Regions from separate parts of the Homo sapiens genome. Here region 2 is linked to region 1. Evidence: chromatin loops called from intact Hi-C (ENCODE). Cell type or tissue: Calu3. All regions are shown on one strand. Each heading gives the region's core, and the rest is flanking DNA. Links, peaks and the distances in the headings are about the cores only.

The links. A loop is a pair of places that touch in the nucleus more often than their neighbours do. Peaks named below come from ENCODE experiments on the same cell type or tissue, not always from the same donor. Only the 100,000 strongest peaks of a DNase experiment are listed, where the experiment ranks them.
Region 2: a loop joins it to region 1, with 7 times the contacts of the local background. A loop is called at or near these places in 2 of 110 quality-filtered maps.

The regions. Positions count from the first base shown.
Region 1 is chr11:77,293,970-77,301,727 of GRCh38, reverse strand. GDPD4 (glycerophosphodiester phosphodiesterase domain containing 4) reads left to right here and starts at 42. Exons shown (of 17, transcript NM_182833.3): 1 at 42-123. In Calu3, for the core only: no CTCF peak of the experiment used is centred there; DNase peaks (open chromatin) are centred at 1,537 and 2,017.
Region 2 is chr11:77,238,577-77,246,334 of GRCh38, reverse strand. GDPD4 (glycerophosphodiester phosphodiesterase domain containing 4) reads left to right here. Exons shown (of 17, transcript NM_182833.3): 12 at 833-1,054; 13 at 2,487-2,641. Among named protein-coding and RNA genes, the nearest start is that of GDPD4, 59 kb to the left of the region's middle. In Calu3, for the core only: no CTCF peak of the experiment used is centred there; no DNase peak of the experiment used is centred there.

The DNA.
Region 1 (7,758 bases), core at 1-4,000:
CGCCAGGCCGCCCCCTCCCGCCCCGCCTCCCTCGGGCTGCCCTTCCAGCCAGGCGTCCATCTTAAGAGACGCTGGTCTCCTCAGGCGTGAAGATTGGATTTGGGTTGGGACTGGGAAGTCTCGGTAAGTAAATGTGCCCAGTTCCGTGCTTCCTCCCTAAGCAGCACCAGAAGCAGGAAGTTCTATTAGTATTATTAGTCGGCGGCCAAACTTGAGGCCCTTTGACGTTGTTCGCTCACTCTGTCGGGTCGTTTGTGTCCCCTCTCGAGGATTACGGGCCTGGACCTCCTGTTCAGTATCTGACAGTAGCGGCTTCGTGTATTTTCTAGTTTTCTAGTTGTTAATGGCGAAGGGGATAAAAATCAGCTTCGACTATGCCAATCCTGGGCGGCAACCCTTGGGTTTTGATCTCATGAGCTGGGGAATGGCGGTGACCTTTACTGAGATGGGACAGATTGCAGGAGGAATCGATTTTAGAGGGAAAAAACATCAGGGGTTCAGTTTTGGACATATTACTTTTGAGGTGCCTGTGAGAAATCCAAATGGAGATTTCAGTAGCCTGTCGGATATATGAGTGTAGAATTCAGAGAAGAGCTCTGGGAAGGAAACAGTGTTTCTCGATCTCCCCTTAAATATTAGGAATTTTCATGTAAACGTGGCTACGCTGGCTGGTGCTTAGACACAAAGTATCTGCAGGTGTGTAGACAATGGTGGTGGTAATTATTCTGGTTAAAAAGCTGCCTTTTATTCGATATCCAAGCAGCTTACCATCCTCCCATAGAGCTTTTTGTTCATAACGTCTGCCCTTGGACACCCCAGTATTTGCAATTAGTCACACCAAGTTCTATATATATGCAGTAGTTTCATCATTAACCAACTGAAAGTTTTTTTCTCATTTCCATTGTGATTTTTCTTTGACCATGCGTAGGTTTCTGTGTGTTTAATTCCCAAATGTGCAATTTGTTTTTCTTACTGATTTCCAGTTAAATTGCACTGTAGTCAGAAGATATATTCTTAAGATGTCAAGGTTTATTAAAACCAATTGTGATTTTTGATAAATATTCCATGTCCATTTTAAAGTACACTCTGCATTTGTTGAGTACAGTGTTCTATAAATGTTAAGACTAGTTAATCAACTTTTACAGTCGTCTATATCCTTACAGACTTTTTTTCTGCTTATTCTGTTTTTTTTTTAAGAGGTGTGTTAAATCTCCTACCATGATTATGCATTTGTCCATTTCTCCCTTAGAGACTAGGTGATTGGGTACTGTTATAGTTTCGGTGCCGCAAAAGAAATAGCACTCAAATATAAAATTTTCTTTTTAATTCTTAGCAAGGCAATATACTTCTATAGAAGGGTGCACCCTTACATATGGAGCAATGGTGAGCACACACTTGGACAAGGGAGGGGAAGGGGTTCTTATTCCTGACACACGTGGCCCCTGCTGCTGTGTCGTTCCCCTATTGGCTAGTGTTAGACCGCACAGGCTAAACTAATTCCAATTGGCTAATTTAGAGAGAGTGACGGGGTGAGTGGTTTGGCGGGAGTGAGGGTGGAGCAGGTGATCAGGATGAGTCAGGGCAGAGCTGGTAATCAGAATGAGTCAGGATGGAGCAGGTGATCAAAAAAGGTTGCTTTACGAGGAAGTTTAAAAGTAGAAGGCAAAGAATTGAACATACTGACATATTGATTCTTTGAAGAGAAATTTAGAACTCATATCTAATAGTACTTACAAATTGCAAATTAAAATTTTTGTTTTTTCACATTATGAAATGTCCCTCTTTGTCTCTAGTATTGCTTTTATGCCTCATAGTTTACTTTGCTTGTCATATAGAGAGGTAGATTGTATTATTTGACTCCAACTGTTCACCCTTCCCTTAGTTACATTCTTTGTGTTCACACCTTTTTCTGTGTAACTTTACTGTGACCAACCACCATGAGGTGACCTGCGCTGATTGTTGACTTTGGGCTCAACCATATGAACAGACATCCGGTGAGGCAGAGGCTTGAAATGGGCTTGCATTTGGGACTTACTCTCTTGGACAACTTCCAACACCATGAGAACATACCCAGGCCAACCTGGTTGAGTGACACATGAAGGAAAGCCAAGTCATCCCAGTCATTCTAGCTGAGGCAGAACAGATCAGCAGAACAGATAGCCCATTAGCTCAGATGTGTGAGCAATAAACTCTTACTGTTAAATGTGGAACATACGCTCTAGGAGGTAAAGACAGACAATAAACAGTAAACTTCCTAAATAAATACATTATATAATGTTTTATTTTCTATAGAAAAAAAGTAGAGTGCAATAGAGGAGTTAGAAGGAGGGAGCAGATTGCAGTATTAAATAAAGTGGTTAGGGTTGACCTTGTTGAGAAGGTGACATTTGAGCAAGGAATTGAAGGAAGTGAGGTAACTACTACTTTTGAGGGTGAGATAGTCATTTAGGATTTCTTCCATCTTTGGGCAAATTAATGGGACAGAATACCTAATTCTTATAATCGGGATGCTGATGGTATTCTATGGGGCTGGTGAGAAGCTGTGGGGTGGTTGGTGTTGCCTAGCAACTGCTACCTCCGGCCCCTGTCTCATAAAGAGGGTCCAGGATGGGAATGTGTGATACTCTGGGTGAGAGGGATTACCTGGTTTTCATATGAGGCCAGTGTGAGGACTAAACGCTGATTTTTTTTTATCTTGTCCAAATTCCTGTCTAAGGGGTCTGGGGAGTCATGCCCTACAAACCATAAATTCTCATCAGATGGGTTTTATTTAACCCTAGAGTCATGCCCTACAAACCATAAATTCTCATCAGATGTGTTTTATTTAACCCTATATATCATGATTTTCTTTCCAACCTGACTCTGGCATAACAATATAAGTCAAAAAAGAAAAAAATATTTTACCCCAAAATATGTTTCTTTGCCATATTTTGAAATGGCCCTCAAAGCTGTTTTTTTGTGGGGTGGGGGCGTGGCATCTGTAAAGAATCTCTGTTAACATAGCTAGATCTTTTTCTTCCAGACCCTTCCGATCCTAAAGAGATTAACTAAGATCTGAATAGGAAACATTTGTCACCTATTGTCTCTAAGAGCAGCCACTATAAGACTTCAAAACAAGTTTGGTCTCCATAATCTTTATCTTAACATGACCATTCCCTTTCTATCTATCCCAGGTCTTTAGACAAACTCAACCATTGTCAACCAGAAAATGTTTTTAAAAAAAATTTTTTTTTGAGACCCCAGGCTGGAGAGCAGTGGCACCATCTCTGCTCACTGCAATCTCCGCCTCCCGGGTTCAAGCAATTTTCATGCCTCAGCTTCGCAAGTAGCTGGGATTACAGGCGTGCGCCACCACACCTGGCTAATTTTTGTATTTTTAGTAGAAACGGGGTTTCACCATGTTGGTCAGGCTGGTCTAAAACTCCCGACCTCAGGTGATCTGCCCGCCTTGGCCTCCCAAAGTGCTGGGATTACAAGCGTGAGTCAGCGCGCCTGGCCTGATTATACTTTTCTACTGTCACTTAAAGATGATTTGCAAGGAAATGGAAGGCAAATGTATGTGCCCAGTTCCTTTTCTTAAACTGAATCTCCAAGATCTTTTTATTTCAATCTTTTTTTTTTTAAAAAAACGAAACAACAACAAAAAACTGTAGGTAGTCTTTATTTTCCCTGTCTTTTTCAGCTCCCTCCTGAACTTCCAAAATGTCTTCATTTATGCTCTGAGGCTGGGTTAATCACTCTATTCTCCATGCTGCCTAGTGTATTGTATAGATGTTTATTCTAGAAGTTATTACATTATATTATACTTAATTGCTAATATACATTTCTTCCACTATATTTAAATCTTATCAATGATAGCTTTGACTTATCACTTTGCCCTTGACGCATAACCTAATGCTTGGTCATTTGAGTGCTCAAAGTGTGCTGAATGGATAACAATTATTATATTGAAAGCCAACATTCAGTTTACAGTATTTCCAGAACTAAGTTCTTCACGTCTATTGATTCACTCAATAATCCCCACAAACTATATGGATATGTACCATTATCATCCACATTTAAAGATGAGAAAACTGAGGTACAGAATACTTACATAACTTGCCTAAAGTTGCACAGCTAAATATGGCAAAGCTGGGATATGAAACCTAGGCAAGGAGCTCCAGAGCATCTACTTTTTTTTTTTTTTTTTTCTGAGACGGAGTCTCGCTCTGTCGTCCAGGCTGGAGTGCAGTGGTGGGATCTCGGCTCACTGCAAGCTCCGCCTCCCGGGTTCACGCCATTCTCCTGCCTCAGCCTCCCGACTAGCTGGGACTACAGGCACCAGCCACCGCGCCTGGCTAATTTTTTTGTATTTTTTAGTAGAGATAGGGTTTTACCGTGGTCTTGATCTCCTGACCTCGTGATCCGCCCACCTCGGCCTCCCAAAGTGCTGGGATTACAGGCATGAGCCACTGCGCCCGGCCCAGAGCATCTACTTTTTAAATTATGAACTATTTAAAATATACAGGAAAATATAACCCCATATATTTATAATTGTTAACATCTTCCAATATTTGCTTTCTCTTCTTTTAGATGAAGTATTTGAAAGTGAATTGCAGACACCATACATTTTACCTGTAAATACTTTGTGTGAAACTCTAAAGGAATTTTTTTGTTTTTTTTTTTTTGTTTTTTTTGAGGCAGTCTCCCTCTGTCCCCCAGGCTGGAGTGCAGTGGCGCGATCTTGGCTCACTGCAACCTCCGTCTCCTGGGTTCAAGCGATTCTTCTGCCTCAGCCTCCCGAATAGCTGGGACTACAGGCGCACACCACCATGCCTGGCTAATTTTTGTATTTTTAGTAGAGACGGAGTTTCACCTGGCCAGGCTGGTCTCGAACTCCTGACCTTGTGATCTGCCCGCCTCGGCCTCCCAAAGTGCTAGGACTACAGGCATGAGCCACCGCACCCGGCCAAAAAAGGAATTTTTTTTTACACAGCCATATCATCATTTTCACACCTAAAATTAGTAATTTACTAAACCAACTGAATGTAAATCAGTTAATAACCAAATTTCTACCAATTTCCTCCAGAAAGTCTTTTCACAGGTTCCAATCAAGATCTATACATCTGGCCGGGTGCAGTAGCTCACACCTGTAATCCCAGCACTTTGGGAGGCCAAGGCGGGCAGTTACTTGAGGTCAGGAGTTCAAGACCGGCCTGGCTAACTTGGTGAAACCCTGTTTCTACTAAAAATACAAAAAATTATCCGAGCATAGTGGTGCGTGCTTGTAATGCCAGCTACTCAGGAGGCTGAGGTAGGAGAATTGCTTGAACCCGGGAGGTGGAGGTTGCAGTGAGCCGAGAGCACGCCATTCCACTTCAGCTTGAGCAACAAGAGTGAAACTCAGTCTAAAAAAAAAAAAATTAATTAAAAAAATAATCCATACATCAATTCATATACTTACAAGAAATTTCTTTTCTTTTTTTTTTTTTTTTTTTGAGACGAAGTCTTGCTCTGTCCCGCAGGCTGGAGTGCAGTGGCGCGATCTCTGCTCACTGCAAGCTCCACCTCCCAGGTTCACGCCATTCTCCTGCCTCAGCCTCCTGAGTAGCTGGGACTATAGGCGCCCGCCACCATGCCTGGCTAATTTTTTGTATTTTTAGTAGAGACGGGGTTTCACCGTGTTAGTCGGGATGGTCTCAATCTCCTGGCCTCGTGATCTGCCCGCCTCGGCCTCCCAAAGTGCTGGGATTACAGGCGTGAGCCACCGCGCCTGGCCAAGAAATTTCTAATTAAGATAAAATTTGCATACACTAAAATTCACCCTTATTTAGTGTATAATTCTGCAAGTTTTGACAAATGCATATAATTGTGTAAGTACCATCAAAATATAGGACAGTTTTTCTCCCAATCTGTGGCCTGCCTTTTTACTTCTTAGGAATGTCTTTTGAAGACTAGAAGTTATTAATATTGATGAAGTACAACTTATATGTTTTTTCTATTATGGATCATGCTTTTGGTGTTATACCTAACAAATCTTTGCCTAAAGCAGGGACACAGATTTCGTCTATGTTTTCTTCTGTAAGTTTTATAGCTTTAGGTTTTATTTATTCATTTAGAGACAAGGTCTCATTCTGTCACCCAGAATGGAGTATAGTGGCCCCATCATGGCTTGCTGCAGCCTCAACCTCCCAGCTCAAGTGATCCTCTTGCCTCAGCCTCCTGAGTAGCTGGGACTACAGGTGTGCGCCACCACATCTGTCTAATTTTTGTATTTTCTGTAGAGATGGGCTCCCACTATGTTGCCCAGGCTGGTCTCAAATTCCTGGGCTCAAGTGATCCTCTAGCCTCAGCCTCCCAAAGTGCTGGGATTACAGGCATGACCTGCCACACCTGGCCAGCTTTAGATTTATATTTAAGTCTGTGATCCATTTAATTTTTACAAAGAATGCAAAGTTGTGGGCTGGGTGTGGTGGCTCATGCCTGTAATCCCAGCACTTTGGGAGGCTGAGGCGGGCAGATCCTTTGAGGTCAGGAGATCCAGACCAGCTTGGCTAACACAGTGAAACCCCATCTCTACTAAAAATACAAAAACAAAAACAACAACAACAACAAAATTAGCTGGATGTGTTGGCATGCACCTGTAGTCCCCGCTACTCAAGAGGCTGAGGCAAGATAATTGCTCCTGGGAGGCAGAGGTTGTAGTGAGCTGAGATCGCCTTCCACTGCACTCCAACCTGGGTGACAGAGGGAGACTCTGTCTCAAAAAAAAAAAAAAAAAAAAAAAAGCAAAGTTGTAGATTGAGGTTCATTTTAGGTGAATATCCAGTTGTTCCAGAACCATTTGTCAAAAAACCTGTCCTTTCTCCATCCTTCATACTTCTGTCAAACATGAATAGACCATATATATATGGGCCTTTTTCTGGAACCCATATTCTGTTTCATTGATCTCTATGTCTGTCTTTTTGCTGATTCCACGCTATCTTGGTAACTGTAGCTTTATATTAAGTCTTGAACTCAGGTAGTTTGAGTCAAAATACATTTTTTTTCAAAATTGTTTTGGCTAGTCTATTTCCTTTGCCTTTCCTTATAAATCTTAGAATCAGCTTATTGATTTCTACAAAAAAAGTCCTCAGAGATTTTGATTGGAATCATGTTGAACCTGTAGATCTGTTTGGGGAGAATTGAGATTATAACAATATTGAGTCTTCTAATCCAAGAAAGTGGTACTTAGATTAGAAGACTCAGTATTGTTATGAGTCTTTACTTGAGTCTTCTTTGATTTCTTTCATCAAGTATCTTATAGTTTTCAGCATGCAGATCCTGCACATATTTTGTTAGATTTATACCTAAGTATGTGTTTGTTACTATTGTAAATCATCATTTAAATTTAATTTTTAAATAAATGTTTCATCTTGGAATAATTTTAGATTTACAGAAAAGTTACAAAGATAGTACAGACAGTTCTTGTATACTCTTACCCAGTTTCAGTTTCCCCCAGCATTATCCTTTCACTGTGGTTCATTCGTTAAAACTAAGATAACGTTAGTACATTACTGGTAACTAAACTTCAGATATCATTCAGATTTCACCAGTTTTCCCATTCATGTTTTGCTGTTTCGTGATGTAAATAGTGATTTAAAATTTTTACCTTCTATTTGTTCATTTCTAGTCTATAAAAATTTTTGATTTTTGCATCTAGTTCTACCTTGCCAAACTCACTTATTAATTCTAAGTTTTTTGTAGAATTTTGGAGATTTTCTACATAGATAATATTGT
Region 2 (7,758 bases), core at 1,501-5,500, 57 kb after region 1:
GAAGTCTCTTTATTTATTGATTTTTTTAGAGATAGGGCCTCACTCTATTGCCCAGGGCCTCACTCTATTGCCCAGGCTGTAGTGCAATGGCACAATCATAGCTCACTTGCAGCCTCAAACTCCTGGGCTCAAGTAATCCTTCTGCCTTAGCCTCCTTAGTAGTTAGGACTACAGGCATGTATCTCCACACCCAGCTATTTTAAAATTTTTTTGTAGAGACAAGGGTCTCACTATGTTGCCCAGGCTGGCCTCGAACTCCTGGCCTCAAGTGATACTTTTGCCTCAGCCTGCTGGGATTAAAGGCATGATCACAGCACCAGCCTTGAAGTCTCTTTAGTTCAGGAAGATTAAAGGAAAGCTTCATGAGGGAAATAGCATTTGAAGGGTAGGATTTTAACAAGTGGATATGGCAAGGAAGTCAAGGGAGGGGTAGAGCTGGTATTAAATTCAGTTGAAGCCAAAGCATGTGTTCTTCCTATTACACAAAACTAGAATAGCGGGAGCCCATGTAGGAAGCCAGCGTGACTGAAAAGGGATGTATTATCTTGACTTATGGGAGAGAAGGCTGGAAAGGAAGGTCAGGATAAGAACATGACCTTCAGTGCAAATACAACAGGTTGTAGGATATAGAAGAGACCATTCCAAACACTGTAATTATTGATGATGATTACATTTTATTTCTCTCCTTGTCACCTGTTTTCTAGGATTAGTACTTCAGAGGGCCTGATGGATTGAATGATAATGGAGCAACTGAGGTAGAGCTGGATGTGTGGCTACATAGTAGGAGAACTGGAAAGTGCTTTTATGTATTTTTTGATGTATTTGTTTCTAGCTCAGGCCATTTTACAATATGAAACCTCTATCAGAGGCAGATAAAGAAAGAGCAAGAAATCAGTCAATTCCAACACTAGCTGATTTATTGACACTTGCAGAGAAGGAAAGAAAATTTGTGATATTTGATCTTCATCGCCCTCCACCAAAACATCCTCTCAGACACACATTTGTCCGCCAAGTAGTAAGCGTGATCCTTGCCTCTAAAATCGAGCAACATCTGGTAAGTCTATCTCAGTATTTATGACATAGGTTGGGAGGTGGGTAGCATGTCCTAGGAGCACAGTAGTTGAACTTGACCTACCTTGTACATCTACCCTGGGATCCTTAAGTAATTTTACTTCCTATGGAAATGAAGATTGTTACTTATACAGCTACATGTGGTAATCTAGGAATGACCCAGTTAAATTTATCTCAGTGGGGAAAATCATTGAGGCTGTTTGCTATTCCAAACCAAATGAAATGTCAGCACCCTGTTAAAGAGGAATATGTGTAATAACTATCTAATGTGACCTGCACCACACCAACATAGATCCATTAGAAAGAGCCTGGGTAACATTAAGGCTTTGAAGACTTGGCATGATGAATGATATAGAAAGGAGAGCTGGTTCTTATTTGAGCAGAGATTTGCTCGTAATGTTTTTCAGAAGCAACTCTGCATTTGGGCAGTCAGTTGTTCCAAATCCCATAAATTCTCAGAATATGGGAGTGCTGTGAGTGAAACAATTATAAGTCTTTTTACAAATGGAAGTATTTCATAGATGAGTCATAATAGCATCTCTGTTGGCAGGAAATGACTCCTCTCAAAGATGATTTTTTTTAAATAAAATAGAAGCAGGGCCTCCCTATGTTGCCCAGGCCTGTCTCAAACTCTTGGGCTCAAGGGATCCTCTTGCCTCGGCCTTCCAAAGTGCTAAGAATACAGGCATGAGCCACCACACCCAGCCTCAAAGATGATTTTTAACATCATTAACCAGAAAGATGTTTTTGATTCTCACTATTCACCCATATCTATCAACTAATCTACTTTGCTTGTATGAGTCTTTGTGTACACAGTAGGCCCTTGACACTTGATGTTAACTGGTAAATGGAGAGGTCATGAGAAAACTCAGCTCCAGAGTAGCCCTAGTGAAAGCCCCATTATAAGAGTTCATTAGAAGATACTAGCCCAGGGCTGGGCGCGGTGGCTCACGCCTGTAATCCCAGCACTTGGGAGGCCGAGGCGGGCGGATCATGAGGTCAGGAGATCGAGACCATCCTGGCTAATACGGTGGAACACCATCTCTACTAAAAATACAAAATACAATAAAAATACAAAAAATTAGCCGGGTGTGGTAGCGGGCGCCTGTAGTCCCAGCTACTTGGGAGGCTGAGGCAGGAGAATGGTATGAACCCGGGTGGCGGAGCTTACAGTGAGCCAAGATTGTGCCACTGCACTCCAGCCTGGGCGACAGAGCGAGACTCCATCTCAAAAACAAAACAAAACAAAGAAAATACTAGCCCATGTTGACTCTTTCACCAAGGACTAGACTCTCTCTCTCTACTCTCTGTAGAATACTACCTGTGCTGGAATGGAGCTCCCTCCATTCTCTATGGGGCTGTTCGTACCTGGATAGCTGATTATCTACTGAGGGACTTCTTGTTTCTCCTTAGAGATTTTTTGGTTGCCAGCTCATGATAGGCAATACGTCAGGTCCGTGGCTCCTGGTTTTCAGCATGTGGGCCGTTTAGTATCCATTGAAACCCTTGCTAAAAACAATATCAGTATAATAAATGTTGACTACAAGAAGTTGTTCCCTAATGGGTTAAGGTAAGTGTTTGACCACACCTCTCTTGGCACATATTGCCTTACTTACACAAAATACACATTCTAATTAAACTTCTTAACTTCCCCTTTCCATCTCGGAATTTCTGTGTGTGGTTATCTCCTTTGAATCTCCTTTCTTTTTCCTACCCCTTCCTCCCTCCCTCCCTCCCTCCCTCCCTGTGCCAACAAACATTTATCAAGTGTTGACTGTGTCCCTGGAACATAGACTTTAGCCTCTGCTGTGTACTCTAATCTTTCACCATTCAGTACACTTTTTTGTATGCTTGGCATTTCTGTTCTTATATAAAAGGTGGACGTTGAAAAGTCAGAACTCAAAACGTTTATTTCCTCCTACCATTACCAGATGGATGGCAGTACCTTGTAAATGGCTTTGTGATCCAGATAGCCATATTTCTGGAACGGATAATTAAGAATATAACAAAACTATTATTTAAAAAATGTAAAAATAGCTGAGCATGAGAAGAAACTAAAATTATTAACCACTGTATTTATAAATATACAATTAGAGACAAATTTTCAGAATTAAAAGCACCTGGGAATAAAATAACTTTTCCAAACTTAACTATTATTAAACATGCTTAATTTAATCCATATCCCCTTTGTCTTAGATTTAAGGTTAATTTTTTATATGATTCTAAATGCTTTAGAGACAAAGTCTTCCTTGGGGAGGGACAGAGGGAGGGAGATAACAGGTTAGAGATACATAATATATAGATATCTATTATCTACCTATCTATAATAGATTATAGATAATAGATATCCAAAGTCTCCTTTGGGTTTAGTAAAAGGCTGTTGCATGCATCTGTTTCTGTTCCTGCTTTTTCTGCCTTTCTGGCTATGGATTGATCATATAATAGTGTCTTTTTTTCTTTTAGCGTTGGAAAATTATATATGTTTTACTCTCTAATTCCCATTCAGAAGATTTTTCTTTACTCAACTACTCTTCTATTTTGAGCATATTTCTATTTTCTTCTACTTTTTTTTTCAAATAGAAAATGGCTCTAGAATGATTTCCTTCTCTCTTAATCCTGAGATTGATCTAGTAGTTGAAAAATAATTATGACTTCCATTTATTGAGCTATTATTATGTGTCAAGTTATATGTTTGCTAGACCTGGCCTAGCCATCAGCTACTTTGGTCTCTTTGGAAAAGTTTCTAATTGTCAGTTTTCTCCTTTGTAAATTAGAATAACAGTGGTACCTGCTGGAGTGGTTAAAAGGTTTAATGAGATTATTCTTGCTGTTTTAACTGAGAATGCTTTAAATGCATTGTTTTAATCAAAAGTATATGAGTATAGAATTGCCCTCTGTTTTATTTGTGATACTACAAAGTTTTTTAATGTTTTAAAGACATTTTAAAAATTTATATTATTTTTAATCGACATCATAACTGTATATATTTATAGGGTACAATGTGATGTTTTAATATATTTACACAATATGGAATGATTAAATCAAGCTAATTAACATATATCATATCTTTTTCATGTTAAGATATTTGAATTTACTCTCAGCTATTTTGAAATATACATTATTATTGACTGTAGTTACCCTGCTGTGCAATAGATCTCAAAACATTTCCCTCTATCTAACTGAAACTTTATACCTTTTGACCCAACATTTCCTCTCTCCCTCAACCCTTTGGTAACCAACATTCTACTTTTCAGTAACCAACATTAGCCTTTGGTAACCAACATTCTACTCTCTTTTTCTATAAGTTAGACTTATTTATTTATTTTTTTTTTGAGACAGAGTCTCGCTCTGTCACCAGGCTGGAGTGCAAAGGCCCAATCTTGGCTCGCTGCAACCTCCGCCTCTTGGATTCAAGCAGTTCTCCTGCCTCAGGCTGAGACTACAGGTGCACGCCACCATGCCCAGCTAATTTTCTGTATTTTTAGTAGAGATGGGGTTTCACCATGTTGGCCAGGATGGTCTCGATCTCTTGACCTCGTGATCCACCCGCCTCGGCATCCCAAAGTGTTGGGATTACAGGTGTGAGCCACTGTGCCAGGCCTTTTTTTTTTTTTTTTTTTTTTTTAAAGACAGGGTCTTGTTTTGTCACCCAGGCTGAAAGGCAGTGGCGTGATCTTGGCTCACTGCAGCCTCTACTTCCTGGGCTCAAGCTGTCCTCTTACCTCAGCTTCTCAAGTAGCTGGGACTACAGGCACATGCCAACACACTTGGCTAATTTTTAAATTCTGCATAGAGACGTGGTCTTGCTCAAGCAGTTTCCTCACCTCCACCTCCCAAAGTGCTGGAATTATAGGTGTGAGCCACCGTACCCCACTGTAAGTTTGACTTTTTTAGAGTCCACACGTAAGGGAGACCATGTGGTATTTGTCTTTCTTTGCGTGGCTTATTTCACTTACCATAATGTCGCCCATGCTCAACCATGTTTTCACAAGTGACAGAATTTCCTTCTTTTTAAAGGCTGAATAGTATTCCTTTGTATGTATATATTACATTTTCTTTACCCATTCATCTGTTTGATGGACACTTAGGTTGATTCCATATCTTGGCTACTGTGAATAGTGTTGCAATGAACATGGGAGTACAGATATCTCTTTGACATATTGATTTCACTTCCTTTGGATATATACTCAGTAGTGGGATTTCTGGATCATATGTATGTTAGTTCTATTTTTAGTTTTTTGAGGAACCTCCACTTTGTTTTCCATAATGGCTGTACTAATTTACATTCCCACCAACAGTGTGTAAGAGTTCCCTTTTCTCCACATCCTTGCCAGTACTTACTATCTCTCATCTTTTTTGTAATAGCCAAAATTTTGAGAGGTGTGAGATATCTCCTTGTGGTTTTAATTTGTATTTCCCTGATGATTAGTGATATTGAGTGTTTTCTTCATATGCTTGTTGGCTATTTGTGTCTTCTTTTGAGAAATATCTCTTCAGGTCCTTAGCCCATTTTTTCATTGGGTTATTTGTTTTTTTGCTATTAAATATTTTCTCCCATTTCATAGGTTTTCTCTTCACTCTGTTGATTGTTTCCTTTGCTGTGCAGACACTTTTTGGTTTGATGTAGTTCCGTTGGTCTATTTTTGCTTTTGTTACCTGTGCTTTTGGGGTCATATCCAAAAAATCATTGCCCAGAGACCAATGTTGTGGAGCTTTTCCCATTTTCTTCTAGTAGTTTTAGTTTCAGGTCTTACATTTAAGTCTTTAATCCATTTTGATTTGATTTTTGTATGTGGTATGAGATAAGGGCCTAATTTCATTCTTCTGCATGTGGCTATCCAATTTCTCAACACCATTTATTGAAGAGATTATCCTTTCCTCATTGTATGTTCTTGGCATCTTTGTTGAAATTCAATTAACTATAACGATTTGAATTTACATCTGGGCTCTCTATTCTGTTCCACTGGTATGTGTCTGTTTTTATGCCATTACCATGCTGTTTTGATTATCACATCTTTATAATGTATTTTGAAATTAGGGAATGTGATGTGTCCAGCCTTGTTCTTTTTGCACAAGATTGTCTTGGCTTTTAGAAATCATTAGTGGTCATACAAATTTAAGGATTTTTTTTTTATTTCTGTGAAAAATTACATTGGAAGTTTGAGAGGGATTATGTTGAATCTGTAGATTGCTTTGGGTAATTTTGACATTGTAACAATATTAAGTCTTTCAATCCATAAACACATAACTTTTCATTTATTTGTGTTTTTTTTAAATTCTTTCACCAATTTTTTTTTTTTTTCTGAGGCAGTCTTGCTCCGTCATCTAGGCTGGAGTGCAGTGGCACAATCTCTGCCCATTGCAACCTCTGCCTCCTGGGTTCAAGTGATTCTCCTGCTTCAACCTCCCAAGTAGCTGGGATTACAGGCACATACCACTGCACCCTGCTAATTTTTTATATTTTTAGTAGAGACCAGGTTTCCCCATGTTAGCCAGGCTGGTCTCAAACTCCTGACCTCAGGTGATCCACCCGCCTCAGCCCCCCAAAGTGCTGGGATTATAAGGTGTGAGCCACCGCACCCGGCCCCTTTCATCAGTGTTTCATAGTTTTTAGTGTACAGATCTTTCACCTCCTTGGTAAAGTTTTATTCCTAAGAATTCTATTTTTGTTGCTATTGTAAATGGGATTATTTTCTTACTTTCATCAGTTAGGTAGTTGTTAGTACATAGAAAGAAATGCTACTGGTTTTTGTATGTTGATTTTGTATCCTGCAACTTTGCAACCGATAAACTGAATGTATTAGTTTTAGTATTTTTGTGGATTCTTTAGGATTTTCTATATAAAAGGTCATGTCATCTGCAGAGACAATCTGACTTCTTTCTTATTTGGATGCCTTTTCTTTCTTTCTCTTGCCTAATTGCTCTGGCTAAGACAGTACTATGTCAAAAAGAAGTGGTGAGATTTGGCATCTTTGTCTTGTTCCTGATCTTAGAGGAAAAGCTTTCGACTGTTCACCATTGAGTATGATTTTAGTTGTGGCCATGTCCTGAATGGCCTTTATTGTATTTTGGTATATTCCTTCTATACATAATCTGTTGAGAGTTTTTATCATGAAAGGGTGTTGAATTTTGTTAAACGCTTTTTCTATATCTATTGAGATGATCATATGGTTTTTGTGTTTCATTCTGTTAATGCAGTGTGTCACATTTATTGATTTGCATATGATGAACCCTCCTTGTATCACGGAGGAATCCCACTTGATTATGGTGAATGATTCTTTTATGGTGCTGTTGAATTCAGTTTGTTAGTATTGTGTTGGGATTTTTATGTCTCAGGATTTCATTGGTGATATTGGCCTGTAATTTTCTTTTCTTGTAGTGTCCGTATCTTGCTTTGGTATCAAGGTAATGCTGGCCTAGTAAAATGAGTTTGGAATTATTCCCTCCACTTTATTTTTTTTGAAAGAGTTTGAGAAGGATTGATATTAGTTCTTCTTTAAGTGTTTGGTGGAATTCAGCAGTGAAGCCACTATGTCCTGGGCTTTTCTTTGTCGGTAGACTTTGTATTACTTTTTATTACTCCTTGTTATTGGTCTATTTTTAATGTTTTAAAAAAATGTTAAATAAAAAATTGTATTGAGGTGAAATTCACATAACATAATTTTTTTTTTTTTTTTTTGAGACGGA